2 separate regions of the Mus musculus genome follow, and region 1 is linked to region 2. A link is a loop called in an ENCODE intact Hi-C map of the cell type or tissue named here. Cell type or tissue: left cerebral cortex. All regions are shown on one strand. Each heading gives the region's core, and the rest is flanking DNA. Links, peaks and the distances in the headings are about the cores only. Region 1 overlaps Abl2 (v-abl Abelson murine leukemia viral oncogene 2 (arg, Abelson-related gene)). Region 2 overlaps Abl2 (v-abl Abelson murine leukemia viral oncogene 2 (arg, Abelson-related gene)).

Region 1 (12,115 bases), core at 2,857-7,856, 53 kb before region 2:
CTTGTTCCTTTTGGCAGTATGTGGGATTTATTTGGTTCTGGAAATGCCTTGTGCATGCTAGGCAAGTGTACTACCAATGAGTTATATTTTTGTCCCAGCTTTTCATTTTTAGTCTTTAAAATTCTTTGTCTTAAATGGTAAAGGTATGGAAGGGGTGGGAAGAGTTTGTCTTAAGGATGAACACATACCAGAGTTGGAGTTTGTTGTTATTCAAGTTTAAGACGTTTTGATTATTTCTCTGTTTTCCTTTTCTCTCATGACTTTATAGTATAAATTTATTCACATTGATGTCTTCACAATTTTTTAATTAATAAATTTTCTCACATTCTTTGCTGATTTGCTTGCACTCATTTCTTCCATGCTCAGAGAATTGCAGCTTCTAGCTACTTTCGCGGTTGTTGTGGGTGGTGGGTGATGGCAGGACTCTAGGTATAAGAAACAGAGATCTGCTTAAGCAGTCCATAGAAAGCTCACTGGCCAGGTAGAGAACTCAAAGACAGGAATGCAGCAAGGCCCGTCCAGAACCAGGAAGTGGAGGGCTGCTAAAAGCTCAGCTAGTGTTTATTTTTTTGTTTCCTGTTTTGGCTTCTGTTTGCTCATTTTATTCTCCTTTCTAATTCAGTTCATATTACACTTACTATTTTTTAACCTTCTTCTCTGATGAATAGGACAGTCCATATAATGTTAATTTCTTGGGCTCAGCTTTTAAGTTTCCAGGACTGTCACTGTGATGACAATAGCTGTTAAGAGGCTTTCAAATTCCATAATATTTCGAGCTAAAGGAAGGATTGTAATGGAGGCTGAACCGGTATATAGGATGTATAGCCTCCTTTTCTCTACCAAATAATTGTCGGTAGCACTCTGCTTCCAATTGTAGCATCCGAAATGTGTCTAGATATTGCTGGATATCTAACCAAAAATGTCTTTGGCTGCTGTCAGCCTACCACTGTGAGCATGTCAGGAGGCTCTGCAAGTTGGGGAGGTCTTTGCCATCTTTTGTAGCAACTTCAAATTGTTTCTCCAAACTTTTTTTCCTCATATATCTGTAGTAACTGTGCCTGCCCGGCCCCTGTTCTCTGTGTAGTCCCAGCTGTCCTGGAGTCCCTCTGTAAGCAAAACTCTGTCCCCCTCTGTCCTTAAACTCACAGATTGGCCTGCTTTTGCCTCCTGAGTTCTGGGATTGAAGGCATGTTCTACCACGCCCTATTAAAGTTTGGGAGACCAGTAGTCAGCCAACATTTATTATTTTATGCTAATTTGTTTTTTTTCCAATTTTTTTATTAGATATTTTCTTCATTTACAATTCAAATGCTATCCCAAAAGTCCCTTATACCCTCCCCCCGATGCTAATTTGTTTATTTTGGGGTTAGCATATGCACCACGATGCATGTGTAGAGGTCAGAGGACAACTGCTCTTTTATCCCAGGCATTGACCAGGTCGTGAGACTTGGGCAGCCTTTACCTGCTGAGCGGTCTTCCTAGCCCGAAGATGCTGTCTTAAACTCTGTGACTAGTTATAGAGCTTGTCATCTGGGTCATTGCTTTAAATCTCTGGATTTCTCCACATTTCCCTCTGGTTTGTTTTTTTCTTTTTCTTAAGAGCAAGTATGAAGGTTATTGGTTGTTTTTTGTTGTTGTTGTTGTTGTTGTTGTTTTTTAATTGTGATTTGGTTCTTAGAAGTGTAAAGGATTAGAACTGGAAGAAACCTGAAGAATTGTGATTTTGAGCCGGGCAGGGGTGGCGCATGCCTTTAATCCCAGCATTTGGGAGGCAGAGGCAGGCGGGTTTCTGAGTTCGAAGCCAGCCTGGTCTACAGAGTGAGTTCCAGGACAGCCAGGACTACAGAGAAACCCTGTCTTGAAAAAACAAAACAAAACAAAAACCAAAAAAACAACAAAAATGATTTGTGATTTTGATAAAGTTGATTTGCAGACAGGCAGACCAATGCCTGAGAGCTGACAGCCTGTTACTAGACGGGGAGGAGGAGAGGGAGGACGGAAGTCACTCTTCTTACTCTATCATTGTAACAAAAGGCAGAGCAGTAAGAGACACTCTGGGAGGTGTACATCCTCTGGTTTTACACACAAGGATGTTTCACTTAGAGATTGTTTCCGGCCATTGGCTTGACTCCCCACCCCACATCCCCTCTTTAGACAGACTTTCCTGTAGCCCAGGCCAACCTAGAACTCGGTGTGTCACTGAGAGTGGCTCACCAGTGTGCAAGCACACCTGGCTATGGGGACTTAGTATAGGAGTGGCTTCTAGCAGCTGCAGGTGCTGTCAGCTGAGCTGCACCCCCAGCCCCAAGCAGCCTGACTTTACATTTTTTGTATACTTTAGTTCTCTGCCATCCTAGGAGATAGTACACATTTTGCTTGTTGTTCTAAAGCCTTTATCATAATACAGAAGGGGGCGTGTGGCATATCATTTATTAAAGGTGAATGGATTAGTTTATTTGATACTAGTTTGTAGAAATGGTGTTACATGATTTTAGTCTCATGCTTTTAGACTTAAGATAACTTAATAAAACAAGCATATATAATTAGTATCAGGAGATAACGTTTCTTTTAAACAATTTGGGATAAAAATAGGTGGTAGAGACCTGTAAACCCCCTCAGCTCTGGAGGTTTAGGCAGAAGAAGCCAAAGTTTAAGATGTGTCTGGGCTACAGAGTGAGTTTCCAAGCAGCACGGGCACTGAGACCTGATGGTAGAGCTCCTTAGCAGATGTGAAGCCCCACATTCAGTCCCCAGTGAAGGAAGGGGTGGTGGCGAGTGACATGCTTAACAAAGTGGCTTTTCTAACTTTAAACAGATTTTTAAAATTTTATTTTAAAGTTCTTTTCATTGTTGTTTGCTTTTGCGTGCATTTGTCTAGTTTTTGGTGTGTGTGTGTGTGCGTGCATGCATATGTGTATTTTCTAGACAAGTGTTCTAACATTGGGCCAAAACTCCACTCATTATTTTTTGAGACAAAGTCTGAAAAGTTGACTAGACTTGCAGGACAGCAAATCCTAGGAGTCCTTCTGTTTCTGTCTTCCTAGTGCTTCATTACAGTGTGTGTTGCCTGGTCTGACATTTTATATAGGTGCTGGAGTCAGAACTCGGGTCTTCATGCTTGCTTGGCAAGCACTTCATTGATTAAGTGATCTTCCTAGACCTCACTGTACACCCCAAACTGGCCTCGAACTCCTAATCCATCTCCTGTGCCTCTGGAGTGTTGGGATTAGAAAACTGCACCAAAACTACGTCCAGTTTATACTTATGTTCTTGAGGCTTTTGGGGTTTCTTGGTGGATCCTTGCAATTACAGCATAAAGCTGTAAACTATTTGTGTTTTAGACAAGGTCTCACTGTGTAGTTCTGGCTGGTCTGGAGCTTGCTAGTCTCCATTAGGCTAGTCTCGAACTCACAGAGACATACCTTCACCACCTCCCAAGTGCCAGTCTCAAAGGCATGCACCACTACATCTGGTTGTACCATTTGTAAGGCGTGCTGTTAATAGCACAGGCTTTGTGTTAGACTGGATGAGTTTAAAATTCTCTATTAAATTAATGATTTTGTTAGCTTGACTTAGGTATAAACAAACTTAGAACCTTAAGACACTTAGGAAGATATAGTTATTTTTCTCTTGTGTGCCTATTTTTTCCCTCATCAATAAAATAATAGTGTTGGGAGTACCTACCTGACAAAGTTGTTGTAAGAAATTAACTGTTATGTGTAAAATTCCCGGAGTGCGTGGTACATGTTAGGTACTCAGAAGGCAATAGTTGTTAGTACTTAAAACTTTTGACAAATTACAGTTATTTTATTTGTGGGCGTGTAGCACTGGGATTGAATCTAGGGCCTCTCATGTACCAGGCAAGTGTTCTACCCGAGTTACATACAGTTCTGCTTTTCCTGTTGTTTTCTATTTGTTTGGTTTGGTTTTTTTTTTTTTTTTTTGGTTGAAGCACTTCAGATCCCATGATCAGCCTCCAAACGCTGACACCATTGCATACACTAGCAAGATTTTGCTGAAAGGACCCAGATATAGCTGTCTCTTGTGAGGCTATGCCGGGGCCTAGCAAACACAGAAGTGGATGCTCACAGTCAGCTATTGGATGGATCACAGGGCCCCCAATGGAGGAGCTAGAGCAAGAACCCAAGGAGCTAAAGGGATCTGCAACCCTATAGGTGGAACAACATTATGAACTAACCAGTACCCCCCCGGAGCTCGTGTCTCTAGCTGCATATGTATCAGAAGATGACCTCGTCGGCCATCACTGGAAAGAGAGGCCCCTTGGTCTTGCAAACTTTATATGCCTCAGTACAGGGGAACACCAGGGCCAAGAAGTGGGAGTGGGGGTGGGGGAGGCGAATGGGGGGGTTTGGGGGACTTTTGGGGTAGCATTGGAAATGTAAATGAAGAAAATATCTAATTAAAAATAATAATAAATAAAAAAAGGATTTATTTATTTATTTTTATATATTAGTACACTGTCACTCTCTTAGACACACCAGAAGAGGGTATTGGATCCCATTACAGATAGTTGGGAGCCACCATGTGGTTGCTGGGAATTGAACTCAGGACCTCTGGAAAAGCAGTCAGTGCTTTTTAACTGCTGAGCCAGCTCTCCAAAATGCATTTTTAAAAACAGATTGGGGGGGGGGGAAGCCAGGCAGTGGTGGCGCACACCTTTAATCCTAGCACTTGGGAGGCAGAGGCAGGTGGATTTCTTGAGTTTGAGGCCAGCCTGGTCTACAAAGTGAGTTCCAGGACAGCCAGGGCTACACAGAGAAACCATGTCTGGAAAAAAACAAAAACAAAAACAAACAAAAAAACCCCCCAGTCTGACAAGTGTTAAGGCCGAGATGATTTTGAGGTATTAACATATTGTATCATATTTAGATATATTCTGTGCCTTGGCTTAATTTTCATGTTTCTAAATGTATACCTAAGCGCATGTACAACCCCCCCACCCCCAAACCAACTTTCTGATTGGATGTGTTTGCTCGGCACTTCACTTGGGGGAATCAGTTATTCCTCTCTTACAAAGAGCTGGGTACCAGCACTTGGGAGGTAGAGGCAGGATGATCAAGAGTTTAAGGTTAGTAAATGCAAGGCCATACTTGGTTACAGGAGACCCTGTCTCCCCCCTTCTTCCCTCCCAAAAGGGACAAAGCATATTTTAAAATGATCCTAAAAACACTCCTCTTGTGTAGCTAAGCTAGAAAAGAAATGGAGAGCCAGTAGAGCTAAGCGCAAAGGTGCTGGGAATCGAGGCACTTCTGTAAAGGGCAGGGATCATTGGAGTGGGCAGGCAAAGCCTGGTGCAAGCCTGGAGCTGGCGTGCTATGAGAGTCAAGTCTGAGTACTTGCCTTTCCTATTGTGCACTGCAGGGTTTTGGTGTCTTTGCTCGGTGCATCTGTCTGGTGTACTTTCCCTCCAGCTGGCTTTCTCAGTTTTGGCTTGTCTGTAGGGTTTAATGGTTGCTTGGCTCTTCTTTATTATAACTCTTAAAATATTCTTTTGGCATTTATTCCTACTGCTGAAGGGCTTGGTATTTCTTTTAAGCTGTAAATGATTTATTTATTGAAGGGCTAGTGATTTTAACCACTTGAATTCAGAAGGTCTGGCAGGTCTTGGTATTTCTGCACTCTTCTTCCAGCTGTGTTAATGTGGTAGCACATTATATTCACACACACACATGTGTATCTATATGTGCATATATAGCCACTACCCTTCTCTATTTTATTTGTCAAACTTCTGTATTTATTTACTTGTTGTGTAAGTAAATGTGTGGGTAATGTGTGCCATGGTGGAGGTCAGCCTCAGTCACTTGAGGGTTGGGGTCTCTCCTTCCAAGTGGATTCCAGACATCAAACACAGGTTATCAGGCTTGGTGGCAAGTGTCTTTCTCCCAAGATATCTCACTTGTGTTGTGTCCCCTTCTTCCTCCACTTTAGACTAGTGGGAACATATACACCGTTTTTCGATTTATCTCCTACCTACTACCCTTAATTTATATTGGTTGATTCTTCCACATCAGGAATTTATTATTAGTGTATGCATGATGTGTGTGTCCACTGAATGTGTGGAGTTGGCTGTCTTCTTCCTTTATGTTGTGATGAAACACTAACTAAAAACAACTTGAGGAAGGAAAGGATGTTTGGCCTACAGGTTTCTGTCCATCATCAGGGAAAGCTAGGACAAGAACTTGAGGCAGGAACTGGAACTGGCTTGGTTCTAATTTCATTCTGCTCCCTTCTTATGCAGTGCAGATTCACCTGCCTGGGGATAGTACCACCCACAGTGGACTGGAGCCTGTTTCATCAATTAGTAATCAAGAAAATGCCTCCTAGACATGCCCACAGGCCAATCACTTGGAGGCAGTTTCTCAGTTGAGGTGTGTTAAATTGACAACGTAAGCTAACCTGGCTCAGGGTGCCAGGCTTGTGGCAGCAAACACTTTCCCCACTGAGCTATAACCCTCTTGCCTTTTCTTTTCTGAGATAGGATCTCTCACTGTATCCTAGTCTGACCTCAAACTCATGATGCTATTCTTACCTCAGCTTCTCAGTTGTGTGAACCATGCTTGACTCCTTTTATGTGTTAGGCTCTGAGGTCAGCCTTGGTGTTCTTCAGGAAACAGGTCTCACTGGGACCTGAGGCTTGCCTGTTAGGTTAGGCTAGCTAGCCACTGAGGCCCCCCGACCCCCAATCTGCCTTTACCAGCTGAACCATCTCCTAAGTACCCCCCCCCCCCAAGGATATATGTCATCTCATTGTATGGGTGAATTTTATTATTAGGTTGTATACAGCGCTCCAGTGAAAGATGTGGGCTATCACTTTAGGTACATGAGCTATTACAGCTCTGGATTATCTGAATGGAGTTGGAGTGGCTAACAGAAAGGGTGAGGATTTTAGTACAACCACCATTGAATGCTTATTTTGTGCATACAGCGTCTTTATCCAGCAACATACTTGGTGCTGTTACAAGTGTTTCAGATTTGGGAGCTTTTGGACCTTGCATAGATTGTACAGATTCTGCAGGTTGAGGATCCCTGATTTAAAATTCTGAAACCTGCAATGATCCAAAGTCTGAAACTTGCTTTTTAAAATTTATTTATTTATTTATTTATTTTTCAAGAAGCATTTGGGAGCTGGGCGTGGTGGTGCGTGCCTTTAATCCCAGCACTCGGGAGGCAGAGGCAGGCGGATTTCTGAGTTCCAGGCCAGCCTGGTCTACAGAGTGAGTTCCAGGACAGCCAGGGCTATACAGAAAAACCCTGTCTCGAAAAACAAAAACAAAAACAAAAACAAACAAACAAAAAAGAAGCATTTGGGATATTGAGTCATTTCAAACTTAGGAGCATGTGTTTTGGAGTAAGCATGCACAACCTGTACAACATGCTGTGTGCTTTTGAGTCTATTTCTTGTCTTTCTGTTCTTGTTATGTTGATTTGCCTTTTTAATTATGTACCAGGATCTCACTGTTTTATTGGACTTTTCCAATATGTACCATAATATGATGATCAGGATCTAAATGAGCTGAATTTAAATTGCTCAGCTAAATTGAGACTGGGTTCTCTGGGTAGCCCTGGCTGTCCTAGAACAGGAGCCTCTCGATAGACCAGGCTGACCTTGAACTCGGAGATTTACCTGCCTCTTCCTCTTGAGTGCTGGGGCTAAAGGTGTGTGCCACCATTGCCACCATTGCCTGGCCATTTGTATTTATTTTTAATTACTGAATTTTAAAGGCATAGAATCAACAGAAGAATGAAAACATTTTCTTGGATTTTTCAAAAATAAAATTCAGATATTTTTGGGGGTTTAGGTGTTTTATTCAGTGGTAGAGCTTTCTAGGCCCTGAGTTGGGTCCTCAGTTCTGAATATAAGAGGGCAGAGGGATCTTGCTTTGTCTCCACACTAGGGAAAAACCCCATAGGCATTTGCTACCCTTTCTCTAGCAAAGTACTTTTCATTACATCAGAGAGAATGTAAACAAAAACTGGAACCAGACCCTTAGCCCTGTGTCCTTGGAGGACAGTCATTAAAGCTCTGCTGTCACTCACTGGTATTGACAACCAAAGTGAAACAAAGAGTAAATTTAATTTCGGGATAAATGTTTTATCACTTTGTTAATTGCGAACGTTTTAAACTAGAGTTCTTGAGTGAAGGAGGAAGTGTTCATTGACCTCATACTATAGTCCGGCTGGCCTTGTGCTTGAGCCTGTCTTCTGTGTCAGGCTCACCGCTATTGGGGTTACAGGCTTGAGCTGCCATAATCATCTTAGAGCCCCTCTGAATAGTCCTCACACTGATATTAATGCTTTTCTTTAACTTTTTTTTATTATTACTTCTGTCCTCCCTTAGGTCACATTTTTCTTGAAGGCTGTGTCCTCTGTCCTGCAGAGCGCAGTTTATAAAGGAGCAGAGCACAGTAACAGAAGTGGTTACAGAGGCAAGCAGTGACCATTTCAGCAGTCATTTCAGGGTACAGCTCAGTGACTGATGTCCTGGGAGTCAGAGCCACTTGATTTGATATAATAACCAAAGCCAACGTGTTGTCTATTGTTATCGTTACTATTATTATTATTATTATTATTATTATTATTATTATTATTATTATTATTGAGACAGGGTCTTATGGAACCCAGGCTGGCTTTGACTTTGAACTTGCTATTTAGCCAAAGATGACCTTGAAGTTCTGATGGTCCTGCTTCTATCTCCCAAGTGCTGGCATTATAGGTAGGTGCCACCACGGCATGCCTTTGTCCCTACCTTCTCATCTCACTCAGTAGCTTAGGCTGCGCTGAAAGTAACTGTAACTCAGGTTGGCCTGGAATTTGTGGGGCTCCACCTTCTTACACTTTCCCAAGTTTCCCAATAAACTGGGATTATGAACTTTGTACTCAGATCTGATAGCTTAGCTCTGTTCCCCTTTTAGATTTGTGTGTATGTGTGTGTGTCTTTCTGTCTGTCTGTCTGTGTCTATGTCTGTGTATATGCTATGTGTGTGTGCCCTTAGAGAATGTGTCAGATCCCCTGGAGTTGGACTTGTAAGCAGTTGTGAGCCACCCATCCCAAGTGCCAGGAGCTGAACTCAGGCCATCAAGTGCTCTTAACTGCTAAGTCATCTTCCACATCTTTTTATTCAAGTGAGGTATTCCTGTGACTCTTTGAATAGAACATACTTAGTCCAAGTAAGGCATCGGCAACTATTGAAAACAGTGTGGAGGAAGACTGCAAGGTAATATTCTATTCCTTAAAAGTGTCATAAGTTTAATTTCTTTTCCTTGAAAATGTCATGAATTTAATTTTCCTCAAGAAGGAAGCGTGGGCTTTGTGTCTCCTCCTTAGGTGGTGATTTACACAGGACTGGCACTCCCACAGTGTTAGTCTGTAATTTGTAAATGTCCTTGTCAACCCTCACAAAGTAGAAATCTGGAAATAAGGCATACCTTTTTATTCTCTAAAAAATACAGTCAGTAATCGTTACCTTCTTGATGTAGATGATACTAAGTTGTATCAAGTGATGTCTCTCCTAATAAGTGAAGATTCAATTTTTACCACCTTAAATTATTAAAGATCTCCTGCCTTGTTATGGGTAGGGAATGTTATAATTTCATATTGTATCTAGTACATTTATATTTTGTAAGTTTTAAAAGTTGACCATAAATAGATATTATGAAAATCTCCGTAAAGGAAATTGAAGTTAAAATGTCGATAAATAGTGGTGAGTTTTGCGTTGTGTTTTGTGGTGGTGCTGGGGACTGAACTCAAGACCTCAAGCACACTAAGCAAGGACTCTACTACTGTGCTTGTTATTTCTTTTTGGCCAGAAAATAAGGATCACTCAAACCATAACAAATCCCCCATGTTATTTCCAAAAGGGAGACCTTAGTTGGACCCCTTCCCCAAAAGAAGTCATATGACAAACAGCCTTAGAAAAAGCTGCTTGCAAGTTGGCACTTGGCTATGTGGGAACTTGAGTTTTTGGAAGTTTCTCTCCTTTCTCAGGTCTGAAAAGAATCAGTCAGTCTACTAAACTGTACAAAGTGGTTGATTCTGGGCATCTGCATTCTTTCTGGGAGTCTGAAATTTTGATAGAGAATAGGAAGAGGGTGTTTGTTCCTGCCTCCCAGTGAAATAAGAGAACTTGCCTTGGAGACACCATTTGATCAAGTGCCCTACTGCTGAGCTACATCCTTTTGGAAGAGTGCCTGCTTTCTTCTAAACTCCCATCGTGCCAGTGGTTCTGATGATTATGCTTTGTGCTCTTTTGCTATGATAAGTCGTAGCTCTCCACCTCTTTGTAACGTTAGATCTCTTTGCTATTAAGTCATAGTGTGATTACAGGTATGTGCTAGCTAGTGACTCCCTGCCCTCGTGGAGTGTCGGCTGAGATCTGTCCACGAAGGCAAAGGGAGCAGGGACAACAGACGGATGTGTGTGTGTGGTGGTGGTGGTGGTGGTGGTGGTAGTGGTGGTGGTGGTGGTGGTGGTGGTGGTGGTGGTGGTGGTGATGGTGTGTTTAAAATCCCTGTGAGATGTACAGTGAGGAAGACACGCCTGGACCAGCTGCAGGGAGGCAGATCAACTGTACTTGGTGTGATTCAAGCCTTATATAGTTTGGGGGGATGAGGGTGGGAGAAACATCCAGGATGGGCAAAGGCTGAAGGCTTAGGGTACCAAAATGCTTCATTAAGCATGCAAGAAACATTTTAGGAATCTCAGGTACTAGCTTAATAGGTTATCGGAAGAAAGGAAGTTGAGCCTGTAATCTTAACCAAGGCTACCTGACAATCTGCAGGTAGATGTGTGAGGTTTTTAACCCCCAGACAAGGTCAGAGAAGGCCTGCCAGTGAAGGGAGTCCTCCATATTGTGCCGAGCCGCAGAAGGCTATCTGAACAATGGTGGTCTTCCACTTCAATTAGCAGTTTCCCTCACTAGCTCTCAGTCTTTCTGAGTCAGTGGGTGGGGCACATTTATAACTGGAGCTGCTAGGAGGGAGCATCCACAGAACAGTTGCCACTTGTCCTTTCTTCCCCAAATGGCTACCCATAGGTAGAATAAGTAAGCGGAAAGTTAGTTCAGGGCGGGAGAGGAATGGAGGGGACAAACCCCACAAATACTTCCTTTGATTCGTAGGTATGACATTTATTTTAAAGGGCCAGTATTTGCTTTTTCTTTTTGCAGTAGGGTCCAGGAGGACTCACATGTAAGCTGGGCTTGAGAGACAGAGGTGGGTGAATCTCTCTGAGTTCCAGGCGAGGCTGGTTTATGTGGTGAGTTCAGGAGCCCAAGCTACATTGTGAGACTCTGTTCTCAAACATAAAAAAAAAAACCCTCAAGCTAGCCTTATAGGACAAGCTAGCCTCATACTCACAAACAGTTCTGCTTCAGCCTCCTGAGTATTGAGGTTACAGGAGCTAGTGATAGAAATATAAAGCTGTAGAAGGAGAACTGGGAGCCACTAAGTGACTGAGCACTGAGCTCAGTAGAGATGTCATGAATGCTGCTTGGCATGGGTTCATATGTGTGTGTTAGCAAATTTCAGTGACTCAAGAGGATAGAAAACTTGTAAGAACAGCCCACATTCCCAGTTGTTATTTTGTTTATATTCCTTCTTTGTCTTTTTTCCCTTTAATTAGAATGTATCAAAATCACCTAGAAAACACTTTTTTAAAAAGTATTAAAAAAAAAACTAGGTGTACTCTAGATGAAAAATACTCCTCCCTGGCAAGTTAGAGGTACCATATGCAGCTAAGACTTGACTACAGGAAGCTGGGTATAGATGTGCACACCTTTAATCCTGGTGCTTGCTAGGCAGAGGCGGGTGGAGCTTTGTGAGTTTGAGGGCAGCCTGGGCTACATAGTGAGACTCAAAGTCAGATAATGAGAGCTGAAGTCCGATCTGGTGCAAGAGGCCCCAGTGGTCTTCATCGCCAGTCCTGTGCGAATGTTTTAAGAAGGCTTCTTGCCATGTTGCCCAGACTGCTCTTCAGTTCCCAAGCTCAAGTGATTTTCTCTCCTTGGTCTCCAGAGTGCTGGGATTACAGGCATGCACCACCGTATCCAGTGAGATTATATTTTGATGGGGGTGAGAGACCCTCAGTGTTATAGTG
Region 2 (12,115 bases), core at 2,760-7,759:
TTAAGAAAGAAACAGATCTTACAAGGTCTTAGCTGGTGTGCATATTCAAACTCAGAAGTACATGGATGGTATTTAGAACTTTGATTAAGTCACTAATAGTTTACAAAAATCCCCTGCTCAGGAAAAGAGATCAGAGTTTTTTTAAAAATTAAAGAAATGAAGAAATGTAAGCTATCATAATATAAAGCCGTATTTTGGATGCTAACAGTACTGTAATAAATTAGAATGTATTTCTTTTTCTTTCTTTACTGTTTTTGACATAAGGTAAGTCTCACTCTGTAATCTAGGCTGGCCTCAACCTCCTGGCCTCAGTCCCCTGAGTGGTGCATTACAGGTGCGAGCGGCCATGCCTGATTCAGATGTGTTTCTGTTTAGGCAGAGAGCGTCAGGATTAATCTTGCTCCAAGCACTGTGTCTGTATTTGTTATTTGTATATACATGATATTGATATGTAAGACATTTATTTCTTGAGAAACTTACTTTCCCTGCTTTGTTTTGTATGAAGGCATAAAGCAAGCACCTAGCTTAGAAGGGTTTCTTAACTTTACCATCCATATTTCAGCTCATTACCACATTAGCCAGGGGTGAAGGACACTCCCTCCTGTCAAGCCAGCACTGCCTAGATGGCAGAAGGATGAGGAGGGAAGGCCACCCTCAGGTCATAGCAAGCTTGAGACTGAGGCCAGTATGAGCCATTTGAGACTCAACTCACCCCACCTCCACAGAGCTGCAGGTCATTACACAACAGTGTATCACATGTGCTTTATAAAGCTAGCTTACTGTTTGTAAGTTTTCTTTCTCATTTTTAGAGAGCTGCATCTTTGTTGTTCATTTAGGTCTGATTTAGGTGAATGCATATAAACCAGAACTAACTTCTCTGGTTATGGTCTTTCCTTTGACTACAGTATTACAGTTTCAACAAGTCAGTTGCTGCCCTAAGCCCAGGAAATAATAGCACCTATGCCAACTCTTTGTGTGTGTGTTGTTTTTTGGGATAGAGTTGTATGTAGCTCAGCCTTGCCTTGAATTCACTGTACAGTCCGTAGAGGAATTCACTGTACAGTCCGTAGAGGATGACCTAACTAACTCTTGGCTTAGTCTTTGTAACGTTCTGAGCCTAAGTGTATACCAACAGTTCACATGCAGCCCTCACTCAGAGCTCTGAATTCTTGGCTGTTTGACTCACTCACTGGATACCTTTCTCATTTGTGTCTTTCAGAAGTTTTGCACCGCCCGTTTGGCTGTGATGCTGAATCTCAGGCACTGAATGAAGCGATCAGGTGGAGCTCCAAGGAGAACTTGCTGGGAGCCACTGAGAGTGACCCTAATCTCTTTGTTGCACTTTATGACTTTGTGGCAAGTGGTGATAACACACTCAGTATCACTAAAGGTGAGACATCTCTGAACTGTGCTTTCTAGTTTCCTAGGCTGAGACATGAAGCGCCACGTGCTGGCTTCTGCCGCTGACACTGACCAGGTGACTTGTGCTCAAGCACTTTTGGGTCATCCTTCTTTTTACCTGCTTCTGTGGCTTTGCAAAGCAGTGACTAAGAACATTACTGGTTAGATAACATTTTCTCATCGTTGTTTTCCAAGATAGTTTCTTCACCAAGAAAACGTTGGTAAAGTCTTACTAGTTAATAGTTATAACGACTTTTAGTATGTTGCTCAGGGACCAGGAGTCCCTTTATATCATAATTGACAATGGTTTCTCAAAAACCCTGAAATGCCTACTTTTTATATCAGGTTCTTATTAATAAAAAGATCTTATGCTAAAGCTTTGTTGTTGTTATTAATGAGGCAGGTGTCAGAATTAGAGGTGTATGACATCAGGCCTGCTTTTTTATATTTTTAAGAGGAAAAAAATTATCCTTTAAAAGAAAATAACACTTACTTTAGTTACTTTTCTGGAGATAGCTTACTTGAAATAAAGAAAAGTTTGGGGGCCAGAAAGATGCCTCAGTGGTTAAGAGCACTTGCTATTCTATCCCTGCAGAGGACCCTGGTTCAATTGCCTGCACCCAGTGGTGACCTGCACTATCTGATACACTCTTGTAGCCTCTTAAGGCACCACACACATACATGGTATACATACATGCATGCATATAGCCAAAACATTTGTACACATAAAAGTTTTTTCAAAAAAGTTTTGTGTTGAACATGTGGCTTTTGTCTGCAATTCCAGCATTTTGAAATACTTGAAGCAGAAACATTGTTGGCCAGAATGGGGCTAAAGTGAGTCTCTGTCCTGTACTGATAGGTTCAATGTCTGTCTCCCTGTCCATTTCCATAGCAGTCAGGAATTCCAGAGCAGAAAATTCTAACCAAAATAAGGGGAGGTGGGGTGTAGTGTCAAAATCGTATGGGTTTTGGTTCTATCCTGATTATGATGGCCTGTAGTAAGCAGTTCTGTTCAAGTGTTTAAGGAAGCAGCAGGGTAGATAAACACTTGTGCAGGCACACACACATATCTTGAGTTTCCTAGCAAGTTCTTTTGGACACATAGTTAGCTACTGTGCACCTGTACATTTGTGTAGATACACAACCATACCAGACACTCATGTCTTATAATATATATATATATATATATATATATATATATATATATATATATATATATACAGTGTATAATATGTACATGGAAGAGTTCCTACACAGACCTCTGGGTGTTTTCATAGTTAGGTATGTCAGGTGAAATGATGTAGGGCAGAGAAAGCCACGTTCTAATAAATGTTTCTGTAGGCCACAGGAGAAATGTAGTTGGCTACCACAGGAAGGCTGAATTGTTCCTCACCAGCCTTGGCCTGGCCCTCCTGTGCCCTGCACTACAGATTGCTGTGTCTTCTTTTTGCTCTCTAGCATTAATAGGTGTGAATTCTATAGAAAAGCTGTACCTCCTGGAAAGACGAGTGTCAGGTGCTGCAGAGTGGCCTTAGATGAACATTGGCTCTAGTCTGTGCTGCAGGTGTGGGGCAGAGTGTATGTCAAAGTCCACACTAGATAGTTCTACTTTTAATAAATACAACCTCAAGAAATTCAAGCTGATAGAAAGATTCACCAAGTGTTTGGAATTTTGGGTTCCAACTTAAGAGTTATTTTCTGTTTCCATAGACTAATTTTAGAGGAATGGCAAAGAGTGAGTCATTGTTATGGGAAACAGGAAGAAACTGAGAAATAGGAACTTTTAAACCTCGAGTCCTGGAAACACTTGTGCTTTAAGAGTCCTTGCCAGCCCCCACTGCTCCTCTAAACAGTTTTCTTGCTGAAAACTCTTGGTTGAGTCTAGGGTCTTGGGAGGTGTTTGCTTATATTGATGGCTTTGTTGCTTTGGTATCATCTGAAAATTTAAGTAACTTTGTATTTCACATGATGTCCTGTTCATTAACAATGAATAATTATGTATGTATGTGTGTGTGTGTGTGTGTGTGTGTGTGTATCTGTTTTAAGTGAAAGTAAAATGTGTTGTTTTTTTGAGGAGTAAGTACTGCTCAAGTGTTAGTACATGTCTGTAGTCCAGCATTCAGGAGACTGAATTAGGATCACGAGTCTGAGGCGAGCCAGTCTAGACTAAGTGAGACTCACATAAAAGGAAAAGGGTGGGCAGGTGGGCTGGGCTGAAGGCTCAGTAGTTAGCGTTTAGTGCTTTTTCAGAGGCCTGGAGTTCAGTTTTCAGTACCCATGTTGGGTACCTCACAACTGCCTGTTACTCCAGTTCCAGTGACCCCAACCCCTCTTTGGGGGACACACACAGACACTCAGTCACTGTCATTTTCTATCTATTTGAGTAAATTCTGTATTCTAATTTAATACAATTCATCGTTTCTGGAAGACTTTTTAAGTGATATGTAATCCTTCAGAAACCATTCTTTTGTTAAGCTGCTCAGAGTAGAGATCAGTCAGGATGTTAGTAAGCAAGAACCCAAGTCCTTGGTTCACTTTTCAGTGATTTGCAGTTTGACACTACACTGCTGCAGTCTGACAGTCCTAACATGCCTTTCTTTCTGTGATGACTTGATGGCTAGGTGAAAAGCTGCGAGTCCTTGGTTATAACCAGAATGGCGAGTGGAGTGAAGTTCGCTCCAAGAATGGACAGGGTTGGGTGCCAAGCAACTACATCACTCCAGTTAATAGCCTGGAGAAACATTCCTGGTACCACGGACCTGTATCCCGCAGCGCAGCAGAGTATCTCCTCAGCAGCCTAATCAATGGCAGCTTCCTGGTTCGAGAGAGTGAGAGCAGCCCTGGGCAGCTGTCCATCTCTCTCAGGTATGAGGGACGTGTGTATCACTACAGGATCAATACCACCACAGACAGCAAGGTAAGACCTGTTCATGTGGACTGGCTCTTCAGTAGGAAGGGAAAAAATAGAAAATAATTTTTATATCTGATATAAAATAAAGTATTGCCTAACCTGGTGAGTTTGGGCTATTTAGCATATTAGAGCTTGCTTATTTCAAAACAACTCAAAAAACAGTTAAAAGCTGTAGATAAGCCGGGTGTGGTGGCGCACGCCTTTGATCCCAGCACTCGGGGGAGGCAGAGGCAGGCGGATTTCTGAGTACTAGGCCAGCCTGGTCTACAAAGTGAGTTCCAGGACAGCCAGGGCTACACAGAGAAACCCTGTCTCAAAAAACCAACCAAACAAACAAAAAAAAGTTGTAGATAATTAAGGGTAAGTCATATTTGAAGTTGAGGATTGAAGAGATTTACACAGGTTAGCTGTTTTAATCATCAGCATAAACGCACACCAAGTGCATAGAGAAGACGTTAGAAGTCAACCACAAGCCTGTGGAAGGAGACTCCGGTCCACTAGAGAGGTCACAGAGTGAGAGGGTGTTGGAGGCTGCTGTTCTCATCACTGTGTGCTAATGGCAATAGATGAATTGCCCAGCCAGTCTGCGTAGAGTGAATGTGTTACACAGATTCTTTAGGGCCGCAGAGACCTGGGTTTGATTTACAGTACCACATGGTGACTCCCAACCATCGGAAACCCCAATTCTGGGAGATCCAGTGCTCTCTTCTGACCTCCATGGGCACCAGGTATATGTGTGGTGCACAAACATGTGGGTAAAACACCCATACATATAAAATAATAATAGTAATTACATTTTAAAACAAAATCAAACATAAATTATAAGTTCCCAACTTAAACCAGTTGTTCTATTGAATGGTTCGTGAAGTTGAGCCCCCTTTCCTCCCTCAGTAGGACGGACAAAGTGGGAGGGGCATGTGGACAAAGTGGGAGGGGCATGCGGCCTTAGAGCAGGCAGAACTGCTGTGCTTTGTACCTCACCATCATTTATTAGCTGTGAGACTTTCCTTAAGTCTCAGTTTGGGTGGTGGGGGTGGGGGTGGGGGTGGTGGTGGTGGTGGTGGTGGTGGTGGTGGTGGTGGTGGTGGTAGTGGTGCTGACTTAGATCGGATCTCTCTGTGTACTGGAACTTGCCATATAGACCATACATACAGATATGAGCTTGTAGCAACTGTCCTGCCTGTCTGAATTCAGAGTGTATGATTATAGTGTGCACCACCATACCTCCTCCCTTTGCCCTCATTGACTTTTGATTTATATTAATGATGTATCTAGAATATGTTGTGTGTTCCTATGGGCTGGTTTGTGCATATGGGTGTAATACTCACACAGGCCAAAAGAGGGCTTTGGAATCCCCAGAACTGGAATGGGTGCTGGAGAAATCTCTCTTCAAGAGAATTGAACTGCAGGGCGTGGTGGCACATGCCTTTAATCGCAGCACTCGGGAGGCAAAGACTGGTGGATTTCTGAGTTCAAGAACAGCCAGGGCTACACAGAGAAACGGGGGGGGGGGGGGGGTTGTGGAGAAAAAAGAAAGAAAAGAGAATTGAACCACTAAGTGATGTCAGTCTCCTCCTTGTCTGTTATTAAGTCATTTTGTGAGATTATTGTAAGGATTAAATGAAACAGTTTTTGTAAAGTATGAAGAAAGAAAAGAGAATTGAACCACTAAGTGATGTCAGTCTCCTCCTTGTCTGTTATTAAGTCATTTTGTGAGATTATTGTAAGGATTAAATGAAACAGTTTTTGTAAAGTATGAGAGCTGATTCAGCACAGGAAATATTTTATTAGTTCTCTTTTCTTTTCTTCTCTCTCTCTCTCTCTCTCTCTCTCTCCCCCCTTTAACCATTATATAAGTATATTGTTTGTGGCCCAAGTGAGTGGTATCAGAGTAATTAATATAAGAAGAAATGCGGGCTGGGTGTGGTGGTGCACTTTTTTAATCCCAGCACTCAGGAGGCAGAGGCAGGTGGATTTCTGAGTTCGAGGCCAGCCTGGTCTACAAAGTGAGTTCCAGGACAGCCAGGGCTACACAGAGAAACCCTGTCTTGAAAAACCAAAAAAAAGAAGAAGAAATGCAGCCATTATTAGTTGTTTTGCTTTTGTTTGTCTCTGTGACAAATATCACAGAGAAACGGTGAAGAAACAGGTAATTTTCACTCCTGGCTTCAAAGAGTTCAGTCTACTATCAATGGTTCTATTCCCTGTAGGCTGTGGCCAGGCAGACCACCATGGTGGGGTCATGTGGCGTGTGGTAGAGCAGAGCTACTCCCTCCATAGCAGAGAAAGGGAGCAGAAGCAGCAGCAGCTGACTGACTGAGCCCATGAGCTCTTCAGCATGAGTCTGTGGGGGACACTTACATCTGCTCTCTAACACATGCACAACAAAAACGAGCGCACAGATGTGTCAGACCATGCAAGGACATTAATTCACAGCAACAGTGTTTATGATAGCCTCACAATCGAAGTACCAAGTAGCATAATTGACTAATAAATTATGATATATTGTTAAGATAGAATCTCCTACAGAAACAGAAATAAACACGATGCTATAGACACAAGTCCGTCCTACCAGCTGTCTATCCATTTCTGAATTTTCTGAAGCTACTTTGTATTTCTAAGCAGACCTGAGTAGTTGCTATAGGAACCCTATATAGCCCCAAGTCTAAGATGCCTGTTTTTCATCCCTGTTCAGAGAATTTTTCTACCGTCTCCTATAGATGAGTTTCGTACGCATAAAGTTGACCAATAGATTAGTATTTGCCAGAGAATTGTGTGGAGAGGAGTGTGGGCGTGATCCCTAACAGCTCTAAGTAACTGTGCTGGAGTTAGACAGTGGTGGTTAGCGAGCCTTGTAAATGTCCTGAAAGCTATTGAATTGTATAGCTTAAAATATAGCATGTGAATTATAGATCAACACTAGACAACACATGCCCTATGATTTCCTTTATGTGCAGTTTAGAAAACTGTGTACACTTCCAGCAATACCTTTGCAGCAGTAAACAGCTGGCAAGGACTTGGTTCTAGTGATTTTGCCATCCTGGGTGTGGGTGATGTTTACTGGGGGAGTTTATTTTGTGAAGACCACATTCTCCACTTATGAATTATGTACATTTAATATATAAAAATACAACTTTTCATGTGCCTGTTTTAAACAGTGTTTGTTTATTTAAGCAGCCTGGGCACAATGGCACATACCCTAGAATTCTAGCCGTCATGAAACTGAGGCAAGAAGACCACAAGTTTGAGACCAGGTTATATATAGAAACTCTGAAAATTAATTAGTCAGTTAATTAAAAATAAATCATACTCCCTTAGACGATAAAGCCAAAGGCTGCTATCTTATTTTATAATTTAACTAATTATCGCAAATTAGCAAGCATCTTGTTAATAACTCTGAAATCCAATTATGTCTCTTTTTTAATGGCCTAGACATTCTTAAAGGGTGTTATAAAAATAAATAAAATTTATAATTAATTATGTGATATTAAATCAAAATTTTACCCATATTAACCTTGCAATATCCAAATTAATGGCTGTCAGTTTATGTTCTGAATGGATTGTGACATTATGCTCTATTAGCCTGGAAGGCAGTTCCAGACTGCCTGTTTAATCATTTCTCTCAGGTCTGGGCTGTGCAAGCTCTTGTTTGTGACTGTGTCTAGCTGTAGCCCGAGCTGACCTGGAACCCCTGGTTTTCCTCCTCCAGAGTCTTTGGAGTGCTGGCTACACAGTGTATAGTCCTGTTGCTTAAAAACAGTTTGAGGACTCGTGTGCCTGATGTCCCTGCAGCTATGTTGGGCATTCTCATTCAAGGCTCATTTAGAAAGAACAGTAAGGATAATTAAAATGAGGTTAAGCCATTTCTCTTACCCTAAGCATTAAATTAACACTTACTTTGCCTTAATTATGATAACTGCCTGGGGCGCTAGTAACACTAGCATACAACCTGTAATCCTTGTGCATTGGAGGTGGAAGCAGAAGGGTCAGGAGTTCGAGGCCAGCCAGGGCTACATAATGGAGACCCTCATCTCAAAAATAAACAAAAGTCAGGCCAGGAACAGCAGTGCACACATTTAATTTAAGCTCTCTGAAGGCAGAGGCAGGTTGATCTATATGAGTTCAAGGATACCCAGGGCTACATAGTTAAGACCCAGTCTGAAAAAAGAAACAAATCCCCTTCCTGCTGTCTTCATGCCCCGACAGACGGCAGTGAAATGCTTGCTTTTGAACATGACCCTCTGGTCCAGTTGCTGAGTGTTCTCTTCTCTCCAGGTGTACGTGACAGCTGAGAGCCGCTTTAGCACCTTGGCAGAGCTTGTTCACCACCACTCCACAGTTGCTGATGGGCTAGTGACCACGCTGCACTACCCAGCACCGAAGTGCAACAAGCCAACCGTCTATGGCGTGTCTCCTATCCATGACAAGTGGGAAATGGAACGGACAGATATCACCATGAAGCACAAACTTGGGGGCGGTCAGTACGGAGAGGTTTACGTTGGCGTCTGGAAGAAGTACAGCCTTACAGTGGCTGTGAAAACACTGAAGGTAGGTTGCTGAGAGCCAGGCTTCCAAGCATCTTTGTGCACTGAATCACTTGGAAAGATCAGTGTGCCCTTCTTCAACTCTGGAACACTTTCCACCCACTGGTGCCAACACTTGAGCAAATGGTGGTGATTAACTTCGTGCCTTTGCTGACAGTGCAGGGGCAGATTATTGTCTGCAGTGCAACCCACGTGTGGGGAAAGGCTTGTCTCTGGAGGCTTTTGACAGGGAGCTTGGTGAGAATTTAGAAGCAAATTATAAGTTCTGTTGAGAACAACCCCTGCTGGACAGAATTCTTCATGTGTAATCTACAACATCACAAGTTCCCTGTTCTGATCTCTATCCCTGTGGCTTTTGTTTTTCCCTTCCTCCTTACAATTAGAGATGCCCTTTTTAGTAGAAGTAGAAATGACAAGGTCTCTCTCTAAGTAGTCTATGTTGGCCTTCAAGTCACAATCCTCCTGCCTTAGCCTCTGAATGCTGGGCTTACCGGTGTCACTGCCACACCCAGCTAGATCACATCTTGTTTTTAAACTCACAGAAGTCCTCTCCCTGACCCTACTGTCTCTTTTTTTAAGTGTCCTCCTATAAATTCACAGAGTTGCCACTCACTCTGGACATTGGTGTGAGCTATCATAGGTAGCAGTCAGCCCTGCTTACTGAGCATACTCTGAATGTGAAGGAAGCAGTAAGGCTCTACAGATGTGCTTTGTTCTTTAAGAAGAACCATGGGCTCTGATCAGACACCAACCTACCAGAAACAGACACTCCGTCCTCTCTGCTGTGGTAGTTGTAAGATGAAGTTGTTGAATTTTGCTTCCTTGTTTACTTTTATTCCAGTGTCTGACACTGGATAAATTTAAGGACATTATTCTTAGTTGTTCTTCTATAGAGCATATTAGATTGCAGCAAAATTTCTTAAAGTAATATGTTAAAATACTCAAATGATCTTTTACTTAAATACTATATGTATGCATATGGATGTTTTGCCTGCTATGTTTTGCCTACTGTGAGTGCAGAACCCAGAGAGGCCAGAAGAGGGCATCAGAGTCCTGGAACTGCAGGTGATTGTGAGCTGCCAGCCATATGGTTCTTGAACAAGAGCAGCAAGTGCTCTTAACTACTGAGCCATGATGTCTCAGTAGGCTTGTGAGTTGACTTAAATGAAAGCTTTGACCTCCTTTTTTGTCTTTCTTACCCTGCCTTCTCTTCCCTTTAACAGGAAGACACCATGGAGGTGGAGGAGTTCCTGAAGGAAGCTGCAGTGATGAAGGAGATCAAGCATCCTAACTTAGTACAACTGCTAGGTGAGAGCCCTGCCGTAGGCTTCATAGGTCCGAGTTCCTGTCCCAGCTTCCTATTCAGATCAGGGCGATTGTTTTGTTTTGTTCTAGTTTGATTTAGCACTGTGGTAGAAATGATAGATGTAAAGCAACTATGGTGAATAGAACACTTAGCTAGTAAGCATCAAGTCTTAGTTAGGGTTAGTCCTCCAAACAAACACACACACACACACACACACACACACACACATACGCGCGCGCCCCTCTTCTCATTTTAATCAGGTGTTAAAGACAGTAGCCCAAGTTGATTGCTTTTTGTTTGTTTTGTTTTTTATTACTTTTTAAAAAGTATTTTCTTTATTCATTTATTTTATATGTATCATATTTTATCTGGAAATATATGCTTCTGTAGTGTCCACTGAAACCAGAAAAGGACATTGGAGTACCTGGGCCTGGAGTTTTAAATGGCTGTGAGCTGGAAATCAAACCTGGGGCCTCTGGAAGGGCAGTCAATGCTCCTAACCATTGAGCTATCTCTCCGGCCCCTTAATTTTTTTTTTTTTTTTTTTTTTACTTACTTACTTTATGTGTATGAGTGTTTTGCCTACACGCGTATCTATGTACCACATGTGTGCCTAGTGTCCTTGGAGACCAAAGGAGGGAATCAGATCCCCCGGAACTAAAGTTACAGGTGATTCTGAGCTGCCATATGGAGGGAGGACCAGGTAGGTCCTCCAGAAAGAGCGGCCATTGCTGTTAGAAGCATTCAAGATAGTTTCAAAAAAGTCAAGAAATATTTTTATAAAATGGAGACATTAAGCAAAAGACTATTGAAAAAAAGTGAATTAAGCTTGTGGCTGATCAGTTTATCCAAGAGATAAATGGCTGCGCTGCAGTGGGTTAATTTCTTCCCTGTTTGGGTCAGAAAGGATCACAAGTAAACATTTTCCCCTTTTAAAATCGGGCCTGTTTGTTTCAAGAGAGGGTTCCTTTGTGCAGCCCTGGCTGTCCTGCAGCTCACACTGGCCTCAAACTCAGAGGTCCACCTGCCTTTGCCTTACAATTGCTGGGATTAAAGGGTTGCACCACCACTCCCAGCCATTTCCTTTGAATGCTCAAATTAAGCTAAGCTATACCAAAAGAAAAAAATTAATATGCTATCTGCCGTATATTAGTGAAGTCTTTAACTATGAAACATTTTTTACAAGCACAGGTAGAGGCGGGTGGCCTACCTGAGTGAAGTGGTGCTGCTTTATATTAACATAGGCTGCACACGGTTGCAGGGGTGTGGGCACATACGGAACTCAAGAGATGGGGCTGCAGAGATGTCTCAGACGTTAAGAGCACCAACTGCACTTCCAGAGGTCCTGAGTTCAATTCCCAGCACCACATGGTGGCTCACAACCATCTGTAATGGGGTCTTGTACCCTCTTCTGGTGTGTCTGAAGACAGCAACAGTGTACCCATATACATAAAATAAATAAATCTTTAAAAAAATTTTTTTTGGTCTTATCCCTTGTCAGGTTAATAAAAGAAACTATTTTGCTTCTCAGGCAGATGCTGAAAAGGTCTGTGCTGCTTCAGAGAGCAGGCGCCCTAACTGACCTGTTTGTAAGTTTTTGTTATATTTATTTCATAGCATGTGGTGAAGATTATCAAATTGTCGTTGGTCAGGTGTGTGTACCCTGGAGCCACCGTTTTACATTGTGACTGAATACATGCCGTATGGGAACCTGCTTGACTATCTCCGGGAGTGCAGCCGAGAGGAGGTGACCGCCGTCGTGTTACTTTACATGGCCACCCAGATCTCCTCTGCCATGGAGTACTTGGAGAAGAAGAACTTCATCCATAGGTGAGTAAGCCTGACTGTAGCCTCCAGCCACATGGCCGGCCTGCTTGGCATGAAGGGGAAGCCAACACTTGTCAGAGCTTTTGGGAAAAAGGTCTTTGCTGTTCTTAACACTACATCCAAGAT

Evidence for each region. A loop is a pair of places that touch in the nucleus more often than their neighbours do. Peaks named below come from ENCODE experiments on the same cell type or tissue, not always from the same donor. Only the 100,000 strongest peaks of a DNase experiment are listed, where the experiment ranks them.
Region 1: it touches region 2 in a loop (3.0-fold over the local background); 15 of 42 quality-filtered maps call a loop at or near these places.

What each region holds. Positions count from the first base shown.
Region 1 is chr1:156,567,753-156,579,867 of GRCm38, forward strand. All of the region lies in intron 1 of Abl2 (v-abl Abelson murine leukemia viral oncogene 2 (arg, Abelson-related gene)), which reads left to right. Among named protein-coding and RNA genes, the nearest start is that of Abl2, 15 kb to the left of the region's middle. In left cerebral cortex, for the core only: no CTCF peak of the experiment used is centred there; a DNase peak (open chromatin) is centred at 5,380.
Region 2 is chr1:156,621,266-156,633,380 of GRCm38, forward strand. It overlaps Abl2 (v-abl Abelson murine leukemia viral oncogene 2 (arg, Abelson-related gene)), which reads left to right. Exons shown (of 12, transcript NM_009595.3): 3 at 1,220-1,390; 4 at 4,023-4,318; 5 at 8,588-8,860; 6 at 10,080-10,164; 7 at 11,815-11,992. Among named protein-coding and RNA genes, the nearest start is that of Tor3a, 47 kb to the right of the region's middle. In left cerebral cortex, for the core only: a CTCF peak has its summit at 5,633 (motif pointing right); a DNase peak (open chromatin) is centred at 3,209.